Linked DNA regions of Homo sapiens: all the other regions are linked to region 1. The links are chromatin contacts, found by Hi-C or POLR2A ChIA-PET in ENCODE. All regions are on one chromosome and are shown on one strand. The core of a region is the stretch at or near the end of the contact, and the rest is flanking DNA. Distances in the headings are between cores, read along the strand shown. Region 1 overlaps CAMK1D (calcium/calmodulin dependent protein kinase ID). Region 2 overlaps CDC123 (cell division cycle 123). Region 3 overlaps CAMK1D (calcium/calmodulin dependent protein kinase ID). Region 4 has its middle 68 kb from the start of CDC123.

Region 1 (2,595 bases), core at 62-2,561:
TGCTTGAATCATCCTGAAACCATCCCCCCACCCCTCGTCCATGGAAAAATTGTCTTCCACGAAACTGATCCCTGGTGCCAAAAAGATTGAGGACCACTGATCTAACCTCAAGAATTTCCAAAGACTGTGTTCTGAAGAGGGGTTGGCTTCAAGGTTTAGGGCATCTGCAGCTTAGCAGAAAGCAGGACTGTGCATGTAACAGTGTTTATTTTATGTCATGAAGCAACTAAGAAGCTGGCTTCCTGTGTCTTACTCTAAGCAGGGAGAGTCAGCCACACTTGGATATGAATATTTTTTATCCCCTTTTTCTCACAAGTATAATTAGCTCTCTGGAAGTCTGTGGCGTCAGGTCTCATCTTGGCGACAGGATCTGTCCCGCTGCTGATTCTGGGGATGTGTTTAGAAGTGGTCATGAGGATAGAGATGGGGACCATGAGAATAAGCCAAGCAAGGCCATCACCACCATCACTGCCAAGCTACACGAATTACTGACAAACTTCAAGTCTGACACCCACTGTGCTCACGAAGACTCTATCTTATAGGGGATAAAGCCGCCCCTATATCCACAGCCAATGCACAGTGACTCAGGCACACCACCTAGTAAAATACTGAAATACCTCCAGTGAGTCTAGATCCACAGCCCCACCTCCACAGGTCCAGCTCCACCACTAATCTCTGGGGTCTCTCCCTAGATCTGCCACCCACCCCGCAGAATGACTGACTGCCCAGGATCCATCCAGCCAATGATTGACTCTTCTTTTTTTTTTTAAGACATAGTCTCGCTGTGTCACCCAGGCTGGAGTGCAGTCACGCAATCTCAGCTCACTGCAACCCCCACCTCCTAGGTTCAAGCGATTCTCCTGCCTCAGCCTCCCGAGTAGCCAGGATTACAGGCATGCGCTACCAGGCCTGGCTAATTTTTTTTTTTATTTTTAGTAGACATGGGGTTTCACTATGTTGGCCAGGCTCGTCTCAAACTCCTGTCCTCAAGTGATTCACCCACCTTGGCCTGCCAAAGTGCTAGGATTACAGGTGTGAGCCACTGAGCCCAGCCCAACAACTGATTCTTACTGTCTTCTTTATATTCTTCCAAATTTTTCAAATTCTCTACAAGGATGGCATGTTGCTGTTCTAATTTTAAGTTCTTCTTAGGGTACCATCACTTAAAAACCGAAAATGAAAACAATACAACAACACTGAAATAGAGCCAAAGAAAACAGACTATGAAACTTTGGGGTTTGTGTTGGTAACTTTCAGATTCAAGATCAACATATGACCCAACTTCTACAGGAAGCCTGCCCAAAAGATAACAGCTATGTTTCAAGAGGTGAATGTGACACTGACACTGAGGAGAAGGAAACGTGTTTTTTTGAGACGGAGTCTCATTCTGTCACCCAGACTGGAGTGCATTGGTGCGATCTCTGCTCACTGCAGCCTCCGGCTCCCAGGTTCCAGGGATTCTCCCACCTCAGCCTCCCGAGTAGCTGGGATTACAGGCATGTGCCACCACGCCCAGCTAATTTTTTTGTATTTTTTAGTAGAGGCAGGGTTTCACCATGTTGGCCAGACTGGTCTCGAACTCCTGACTTCAACTGATTGGTCCACCTCAGCCTCCCAAAGTGCTGGGATTACAGGCGTGAGCCACCCCAGCCAGCACAGAAGGAAACATTTTTAAAGCTATAATCTTTAGGCCGGGCGTGGTGGCTTACACCTGTAATCCCAGCACTTTGGGAGGCCGAGGCAGGCAGATCACGAGGTCAGCAGATCGAGACCATCCTGGCTAACACGGTGAAACCCTGTCTCTACTAAAAATACAAAAAATTAGCCGGGCATGGTGGCAAGCGCCTGTAGTCCCAGCTACTCGGGAGGCTGAGGCAGGAGAATGGCGTGAACCTGGGAGGCGGAGCTTGCAGTGAGCCGAGATTGCGCCACTGCACTCCAGCCTGGGCGACAGAGCGAGACACTGTATCAAAACAAAAACAAAAACAAAAAAAGCTATAACCTTTGCAACATCATAATTGCTCCTGTATGGATTAATGTGAGGTCTTTACTATAATATATACCAAGCAGCACACATTCTTATCTCATTTGGGATCTATAAAAAGTCCATAACGTAAGCAGGTGTCATTATCCCCATTTGACAAACAAGGTCATCAGGACTCAGAGAGGATAGGCCGGCTTGGTGGCTCACACCTGTAATCCCAGAACTTTGGGAGGCTAAGGTGGGTGGATCATTTGAGGTCAGGAATTCAAGACCAGCCCGGCCAACATGGTGAAACCCTGTCTCTATTGAACATACAAAATTAGCCTGGCGTGGTGGTGTATACCTATAATCCCAGCTACTTAGGAGGCTGAGGCAGGAGAATCGCTTGAACCTGGGAGGCAGAGGTTCCAGAGAGTCAAGATCGCACCACTGAACTCCAGCCTGGGTGACAGTGAGACTCCACCTCAAAAAAAAAAAAAGAATCAGAGAGGATAAAACCAAGATTCCATAGTTCTTCACTGGCAGAGCTGGGACTCAAACCCAGACTCCTGACCTCTGCTTCCTTCAGTGGTATGCCACAGCCACCTTCCAGCGACTCCTAAAAGTCTAAG
Region 2 (2,595 bases), core at 35-2,534, 120 kb after region 1:
GGCGTCCGCCATCACGCCCAGCTAATTTTTTGTATTTTTAGTAGAGACAGGGTTTCACTGTGTCAGGATGGTCTCGATCTCCTGACCTCGTGATCTGCCTGCCTCAGCCTCCCAAAGTGTTGGGATTACAGGCGTGACCCTCTGTGCCCAGCCTCTACTTGGCTTTTTATAGTCAGTAAAACTAACTCATTTTTTTTTAAACAATCACACTTTTAATATAGGAATATGCCACAATGCAAAAAACCAAACCACATTTTTTCCTTTTTTTTTTTTCACTCTTGTTGCCCAGGCAGGAGTGCAATGGTGAGATCTCGGCTCACTGCAACTTCCCCTTCCTGGGTTCATGCAATTCTCCTGCCTCCACCTCCTAAGTAGCTGGGACTACAGGTATGCACCACCACGCCTGGCTAATTTTCTATTTTTGGTAGAGATGGGGTGTCACCATGTTGGTCAGGCTGGTCTCCAATTCTTAAACTCAGGTGATCTGCCCGCCTAGGCCTCCCAAAGTGCTGAGATTACAGGCGTGAGCCACTGTACCCAGCCCAAAACACATTTTTAAATGAAAACAAACCACCACTGTTAATTGGTAGTGTACTCTGTAGCTCAGAAGCTATCCTCTAGTACAAAAAAAAAGAGTTTAAGTAAATTAAAAAAAACCCAGCTGTAACTTCTATAAACTAGGAGGATCAGGATCAGGATTTTATAACTTTTTTTTTTTGAGACAGAGTCTCGCCCTGTTGCCCAGGCTGGAGTACAGTCGCGCGATCTCAGCTCATTGCAACCTCCTCCTCCTGGGCTCAAGTGGTTCTCCTGCCTCAGCCTCCCAAGTAGCTGGGATTACAGGCGCCTGCCACTGTGCCTGACTAACTTTTGTATTTTTAGTAGAGACGGGGTTTCACCATGTTGGCCAGGCTGGTCTTGAGCTCCTGATCTCAGGTGACCTGCCTGCCTCAGCCTCCTAAAGTGCTGAGATTACAGGTGTGAGCCACCACGCCCGGCCATAACATGTTTTCATGTGACATCTCAAGCACAAACAGCCTGAGAAGTTAATTCTGCTTTGAGGCAATCCAATAAGCAAAGAGCAGTCGGACTAACTGTCCTTGTACCAGCTGACTGTCTCCCTGCCCCGATCAAGCTCTAGGGACCAGACACTGTGTTAGGCACTGGGCATGAAGATCGTAACACAAAATCGACTCCTTCCAAGAGCTCAGGCTTGAGCAGAACACACATCTCCACTTCCCCAAAACAGAACCAAAAGCCATCCAACAATGGCAATGTGCAGGGTATTTTGCTTCAAGAGAGGCAAGAACAGGGAACTGTGAGAGCGGAGAGGCACACAGGAGAGCCTGCCTACATGTGCGAGGGAAGGCTGGAAATGCTTCCCAAAGGACCTGGGCACCTGAGGGATAACAGAGATGCCCTGGGAGGAGGGTGGTGTTGGCAGGAAAAGCGGACCACTTAACAAGAACGACGGCTCTCACGTACAGAGGCCACGCCACGACCGCCTGTTGCGGGAATAGGTTATTTTGGCTGGAGTGTGAGATATGTGAGGGCTCCTGAAATACAGCCAGCTATGTAACTCTCAAGGCTTGCTGTTCCAAACAGGATGAAACACATGCTACGACAAGCCGTTTAAAAGTGTAATTGAGATTATGAGAAAGACCGGGAAATCCCCCGGGGCCAGAAACAAGAACCCGAAGAACAGAACTAAGCCTATCAACTCTAGTGCTGTGGGAACCCGTGGGAGGGTCTCCTAGCAGCCTGGCCACAGGAAGGGAATCAGAACTCAGACACAAACTCCAGAAGGCGACAGTCTCAGGAAAGGGAGTGTGAGGAGACAGTTCTAATGACAGGGCAGGACACAATGACTGTTCTTCTCTGAATGAGTTTTGAGGAACATGGTAGAAGCAAATGAAAAACCCAAAATTTTGGATCTTTGGGATTCTCACAAACAAAAGAACAAACAAAAAGAACAAGCTCACTGAAGATGAACTCAAAGTAAATAAATAAACTGATTTACAAAACAAAAAAGAAACAACCAACCCGGATGAGAGTCTGTAAACGCAACAGGCATTAAAGCCCCAAGAACTCTGGAAATCATCATCAATCTGAAGGACAGTATAAAATAAATATATTGATGCTAGACAAAAAGACTAAGGGGGATCCATATCGCATACCAAACACGCAAAGGAACAAAAGCCAAACATCCAATATTGAAATGGAGAACAAGAAGTTACAAAAGAACTGGACAAAAACCATGGGGAAGTATTTTTTAAAATGATGGCTGAAATTCAAAAGCCAGAAAAGAAACAAATAATCTATGTGATCTCGTTCACAGGAAAAGACTAATGACAAAGGCCTAATCTCTGTAATACATAAACAGTGCCTCTATTTTGAGGAAAATGAGACAATAGAAAAAAGTGAAAAAGACATGAAGCAATGGTTCACAGAAACGACCCTTAAATATATGAAAAGATAAACTTCATCCTCACTTACTAAGAAAAATAGAAGTAGAAATTATACTGAAACATCATTTCTCTACGAAACCCCAAAAACCCTGAAGAGTGTAACCCTATATTGTAAAGGCAAGCTCTG
Region 3 (2,595 bases), core at 43-2,542, 120 kb before region 1:
AGACCCCAAATTCCACGGCTCTGCTTCATTGCTGCCTTTTTATAAAATCTTGTAACAGAGAAGCTGGCATTTTGGCTGGGCTACAAAGAAGGAGTTTACTCAGCAGATAGTTGTACTAGGGTTCTCCAGAAAAACAGAACTAATAGTGTCTGTACGTGTGTGTGTGTGTGTGTGTGCACGCGCACACATGCACACGTGGGTACATGGTGCATGATTTATCATAAGCAATTATAAGAGACTGACAAGTCCCCGCCAGGTGCAGTGGCTCATGCCTGTAGTCCCAGCACTTTGGGAGACCGAGGCAGGCAGATCACGAGGTCAGGAGATCAAGACCATCCTGGCTAACACAGTGAAACCCCATCTCTACTAAAAATACAAAAAATTAGCCAGGTGTGGTGGTGGGCACCTGTAGTCCCAGCTACTCCAGAGGCTGAGGCAGGAGAATGGCCAGAACCTGGGAGGCGGAGCTTGCAGTGAGCTGGGATCGTGCCACTGTACTCCAGCCTGGGTGACAGAGCGAGACTCTGTCTCAAAAAAAAAAAAAGAGACTGGCAAGTCCCAAGACTCATAGAATTAATAGCATGTGTACGTGTGTGTGTGCACTGCATGGGTGCTTCATTTATTGTACAAAATTATAAGATGCTGGCAAATCCCAAGACCTGTAGCGTACGTCAACAAGCTGGAGACGAGACTCTCTGCTAATCTTGTGGCACTCTGCCGTGGTCCCTGGGAAGGAAACTGCCTTCAAATCAGGCCGTCTGGGTGACATGGTAGCCAGAGCCTGGGATGGACACCAAAGACTCACTCTGGGCTGAATTTGGCTCTGTTAAGCGAACAGCGCTGCTACAAGAGACAGACGCATACTCACAGGGCTATCAGGTCTTAAGCCCTAGTTAATATGCTGGGAAAAAAATAATATGACATCTTGGCATATTTAGCAATTTTCTTCTGAAAGTTCCAACCCTCCCTTATCGGTGACCCTGTTTGAACTCATGACTCCTCGAGAAAACGTTAACATTTCCTGTTTGCAGATAAAGAAGCTGAATTAGAGTTTTGAGCGGTGTGGCAGAGACGCCACAATCTGGTAGTCACAATCGAAGCCCCACCCTCCCTTCCAGGACTCCCAAAGCACCTACAGGCCCAACGAGCAGTGCCTCTGCAGCCTGCAGACCCACCGGCTCCCTGTGACCAGCCCTCCCCTCTCCTCCACCTGGGACAGGCAGGTGGCAGCAGACACATTTGCAGCTGGGGCCACCTCGCCACTGAACCTGGGGCCCAAGCTTCACCACCATTGTGCTGCCTGTTTCTACTCCCTCCCCCACGACAGGGGGCACGAGGAGCTCCACAACCAGAAAGAATCCCCAGGAAGCTCTGACCATCCCAGGAGCCACCACTGGCCACAGTCCTTCTGCTCCCCAGGGACAGCCGAGAGGCAGCCACGTCTCTCTACCCCAGGAGCTCCTCCTCCCCTAGCTCGGTCTCACTCACTCGCTGTAATAATCTGCCTTAGCCATGTTCGCTAAAAATACACTTCGCCTCTCGGTTACACTTACTAATGCATTCTATTTCAGGCCCGTGTGCATTCTTGCTTAGAAATACCCGTATGGGGAGCGGTGAAAACATGCAAGACGTGAAGGCGACTTTCCTTCCCGAAAGCCTCCTCTCTGTCCGGCTGTGCTCAGCACACCAATCTGAAAAGCAAATCTTTCCACACCAGATGGTAATCGGTGACATTACAGAAAAGGCCTGGGGTAGGAGGAGAAGGGAAGAAGCCAGTAAGGGCAGAGATTTCTGCGGGGCACACCATGAGGTACCCCTGCTTCCTGGTCATCACACCTGCCCTCCCATGACACGCCCAGCCCAGCCCCACCCCCTCCCCCCCAGAGTCACTGTGCCCACAGGAGCAGCTGCAGAGTGGCCTCTCCACTGGAGTCACATGCCACATGTTAGAAACCTGGAGAACATCTCAAGAGAGCCACAAGCTAGGCTCTCCTCCACGAGCTGCCCCCTGGAAGACACTTTCCACATCTGAGGCCAGGGGACGTCATCGCTTCCACTGCTGAGTGGTCCCCGTGAATGAGCTCACCCTCCCCGCAGCTATTTCCCTGCCTGGCTTCCACCATCTTGGAAGAACAAGTAAGCTCAGCTGCCAGTGGCTCCCTGACTTGGCTGGTGTTTCCAAGAACTTCTGCTCTCTCCTATAATTAAGGAGGATAATGACAGCTCTCCATCTCCGATCTCTGCCTTCCTGCAGGGAAGGAGGCAGAAGAACGATTGTGTGATCCCTGTTTAAAGTCCTTAATCATGTTTCTTCTTCCTGTTTTAGCCCAGGATCTCCTGTAATTGGCCCTCCTCCCTCCAAACACAGAGTTCACGCGTTTTCCTGTATCTGGAGGTGAAACACGAAGAGAGATGGCGACTTGGTGTTGCCAGCCGCAGAGCAGGCGGGGCCGGAAGCAGGGATTGCAATGCCCGGTGGGAAGCTGAAAGCAGGGAGGAGGCTGAGCCGGAGCTCAGAGCCCAGCTGGTGCATATTTATGTCTTCCTTATTGCAAAGCTCATGGGTGACAGACACTTGGATGCGCGCAGTGAAGC
Region 4 (2,595 bases), core at 31-2,530, 100 kb after region 1:
AAATATTTACCTAGCTACATGGCAACCGGGCAGTGCTGTCAGAGTTCTGTGTCATTTCTGGGCCACACGCCCCACACCCCATTCTCTCCTCTTGCATTACAAAGGCTACGTCCCTTCCCACAGCTACCTTTCCACAAGTGTTCAAAACCACGTGAAGGTCAGACTCCTTTGATTTCTAAATCATGCCCTTAGCCAAGATTGAACTTCCAATAGAGAAAATTTTAGGTTTGCTTTCATGTGTGAGGTGAAATGACTGTCCCTTTGTCAGAGGCGTTTGAACCAGAGCAACTCCATCTTAAACAGGAGCTGGGTAAAATAAGGCTGAGACCTACTGGGCTGCATTCCCAGATGGTTAAGGCATTCTAAGTCACAGGATAAGATAGGAGATCCGCACAAAACACAGGTCATAAAGACCTTGCTGATAAAACAGGTTGCAGTAAAACAGTGGCCAAAACCAACATGGCGAGGACAGTGTCCTCTGGTGGTCCTCACTGCTACACTCCCACCAGCGCTATGACAGTTTACAAATGCCAAGGCCACATCAGGAATTACCCTGTATGGTCTAAAAAGGGGAGGCATGAATAATCCACCGCTTGTTTAGCGTATCATCCAGAAATAACCATAAAAATGGACAACCAGCAGCCCCCTGCGCTACTCTATCTATGGAGTAGCCATTCTTTTATTTCTCTACTTTCTTAATAAACTTCCTTTCACTTTACTCTATGGACTCGCCCTGAATTCCTTCTTGTGCGAGGGTCTCTTGGGGTCTAGATCGGGACCCCTTTCCGGTAACACCTTAGATTTAAGAGTTCAGGTTCATCCTTCCTTTGTCAGGAATAAGTATCATAAGCAACACAGCCTTTGCTTGTTGCTAGTTCTTTTTTTTTTTTTTTTTTTTTTTTTTTTTTTTTTTGAGATGGAGTCTCGCTCTGTCACCCATGCTGGAGTGTAGTGGTGTGATCTCGGCTCACTGCAACCTCCACCTCCCAGGCTCAAGCGATTCTCCTGCCTCAGCCTCCCCAGTAGCTGGGATTACAGGCGCGAGCCACCGCGCCCGGACACAGCCTCTGCTAGTTCTGCCACTGATCTTCCCACAGGTACATTAAGGAAACTCAGTGTTTGGCGCTTAAACAAATCAACAACAACAAAGCATGGTAGAGAGAAGGCCCAGAGCACCACCCTCCCACGCTGTCCCTCGGGAGCTGAGGGGAAAACACCCAATGCCTTCAGAGACCAGCTGCACTAAACCGCCTTCTCAGAATGAGGGAGGAGCTACTGGCTTGGGGATGTCTCCAGAGCACATTTCTAGAAACACTTGAGAATACGAGAGAAAGAGAATACGAGAGGAAGGCCTAGGTCACTGAAAGCACAGGGAGCAATTTAGGCTTTTGTCTCGGTGTAAATGACATCGTGAGCCGTGCCCCCGCCCCTGCTCGTGGCCTGAGGGCCTGGGGGAGGGCGGGCATCCACCTGGCACTGGCGGCCTCGGCCTTCACCGCCGCACGCGCGGCGCCATCTTGTGGCCCATCCCTTTCCCAGGCTGGAAGCAGCCACAGGCCGATTCTTCCAGCCTTACAAATTCTGTGAAGTACAGTATTTAGACTATTTTTGATTAGTTTAAGAAAACAGCATGGCCAGGCGCGGTGGCTCACGCCTGTAATCCCAGCACTTTGGGAGGCCGAGGCAGGTGGATCACCTGAGGTCAGGAGTTCGAGACCAGCCTGACCAATATGATGAAACCCCATCTCAACTAAAAATACAAAAATTAGCCAGGCGTGGTGGCACACGCCTGTAATCCCAGCTACTCGGGAGGCTAAGGCAGGAGAATCGCTTGAACCCGGGAGGTGGAGGTTGCAGTGAACTGAGATGGCACCACTGCACTCAGCCTGGGCAACAAGAGCGAAACTCTGTCTAAAAGAAAAAAAAGAAAACAGCATTATGCTCAACAAATTAACGCAGAAACGGAAAACCAAATACCGCATATTCTCACTTATTAAGTGGCAGCCAAACATAGGGTACACATGGGCGGAAGGAGGGGAACAAGACACTGGGGACTCCCAGAGGGGAGAGGGAGGGAGAGGGGAAGGCGTGAAAAACGACCTGTTGGTTACTGTGCTCACGACCTGGATGAGGGCTTCAGTCACACCCTAAACCTCAGCATCCCGCAATATACCCTTGTCACAAACCTGCACATGTACTTCCCAATCTAACATAAAGGTGAAATTTTAAAATCAAAAAAGAAAGACAGCTTCAGCTTCCACTTCTTAGTTGAAAAAGAGTCCATGACACATGTTCCATTGGATCTAACAGTTAATAAATATTCACTGCGACTTCCCCCACCCCAAAGTCAGCAATCATAAAATAGGAAGAAAATTTGAGGAAGGAGTTTGACAGTTCTGCAAAAATAAAAAATAAAAAGTTTTTTAAAATGAGAATTATGTACGGGCACAGTGGCTTATGCCTGTAACCCCAGCACTTTGGGAGGCCAAGATGGCTGATCACTTGAGGTCAGGAGTTGGAGACCAGCCTGGCCAATATGGTGAAACCCCATTTCTACTAAAAATACAAAAATTAGCCAGATGTCGTGGTGTACCT

The links. Hi-C counts contacts between places; a loop is a spot of excess contacts on that map. ChIA-PET counts read pairs that join two places held with the same protein, here RNA polymerase II (POLR2A). Pooled maps may share reads with other maps.
Region 2: a loop to region 1 is called in a pooled map, with 2.3 times the contacts of the local background. The contact joins two enhancer-like sites. A Hi-C loop is called at or near these places in 2 of 168 maps with a recorded cell type or tissue (B cell and transverse colon), 1 of 37 single-sample maps with no recorded cell type and 3 of 50 pooled maps. POLR2A ChIA-PET finds 5 or more read pairs at or near these places in 2 of 52 experiments (H1 and activated naive CD8-positive, alpha-beta T cell).
Region 3: a pooled map shows a loop between it and region 1 (8-fold over the local background). The contact joins two enhancer-like sites. A Hi-C loop is called at or near these places in 5 of 168 maps with a recorded cell type or tissue (B cell, Caco-2, GM12878 and 2 more), 11 of 37 single-sample maps with no recorded cell type and 8 of 50 pooled maps. POLR2A ChIA-PET finds 5 or more read pairs at or near these places in 4 of 52 experiments (CD4-positive, alpha-beta T cell, GM12878, Panc1 and 1 more).
Region 4: a loop to region 1 is called in a map with no recorded cell type, with 9 times the contacts of the local background. The contact joins two enhancer-like sites. A Hi-C loop is called at or near these places in 10 of 168 maps with a recorded cell type or tissue (B cell, CD14-positive monocyte, CD4-positive, alpha-beta T cell and 7 more), 20 of 37 single-sample maps with no recorded cell type and 18 of 50 pooled maps. POLR2A ChIA-PET finds 5 or more read pairs at or near these places in 8 of 52 experiments (A673, B cell, GM12878 and 5 more).

The regions. Positions count from the first base shown.
Region 1 is chr10:12,364,832-12,367,426 of GRCh38, reverse strand. The region is part of intron 1 of CAMK1D (calcium/calmodulin dependent protein kinase ID); the gene reads right to left. Among named protein-coding and RNA genes, the nearest start is that of CAMK1D, 17 kb to the right of the region's middle. Within about 2 kb of position 1,311, at least 4 of the 41 ENCODE cell types and tissues checked have a DNase peak (open chromatin) inside an H3K27ac peak, as active enhancers do; they include B cell and GM12878, where a contact is called at or near this core.
Region 2 is chr10:12,241,065-12,243,659 of GRCh38, reverse strand. The region is part of intron 10 of CDC123 (cell division cycle 123); the gene reads right to left. Among named protein-coding and RNA genes, the nearest start is that of CDC123, 46 kb to the right of the region's middle. Within about 2 kb of position 1,284, at least 15 of the 41 ENCODE cell types and tissues checked have a DNase peak (open chromatin) inside an H3K27ac peak, as active enhancers do; they include B cell, where a contact is called at or near this core.
Region 3 is chr10:12,484,113-12,486,707 of GRCh38, reverse strand. All of the region lies in intron 1 of CAMK1D (calcium/calmodulin dependent protein kinase ID), which reads right to left. Among named protein-coding and RNA genes, the nearest start is that of MIR4480, 93 kb to the left of the region's middle. RefSeq lists enhancers at 1,290-1,549, 1,600-1,649. Within about 2 kb of position 1,292, at least 16 of the 41 ENCODE cell types and tissues checked have a DNase peak (open chromatin) inside an H3K27ac peak, as active enhancers do; they include B cell and GM12878, where a contact is called at or near this core.
Region 4 is chr10:12,263,261-12,265,855 of GRCh38, reverse strand. No RefSeq gene overlaps it. Among named protein-coding and RNA genes, the nearest start is that of CDC123, 68 kb to the right of the region's middle. RefSeq lists enhancers at 1,167-1,266, 1,141-1,679 and silencers at 1,487-1,546, 2,117-2,166. Within about 2 kb of position 1,280, at least 24 of the 41 ENCODE cell types and tissues checked have a DNase peak (open chromatin) inside an H3K27ac peak, as active enhancers do; they include B cell and GM12878, where a contact is called at or near this core.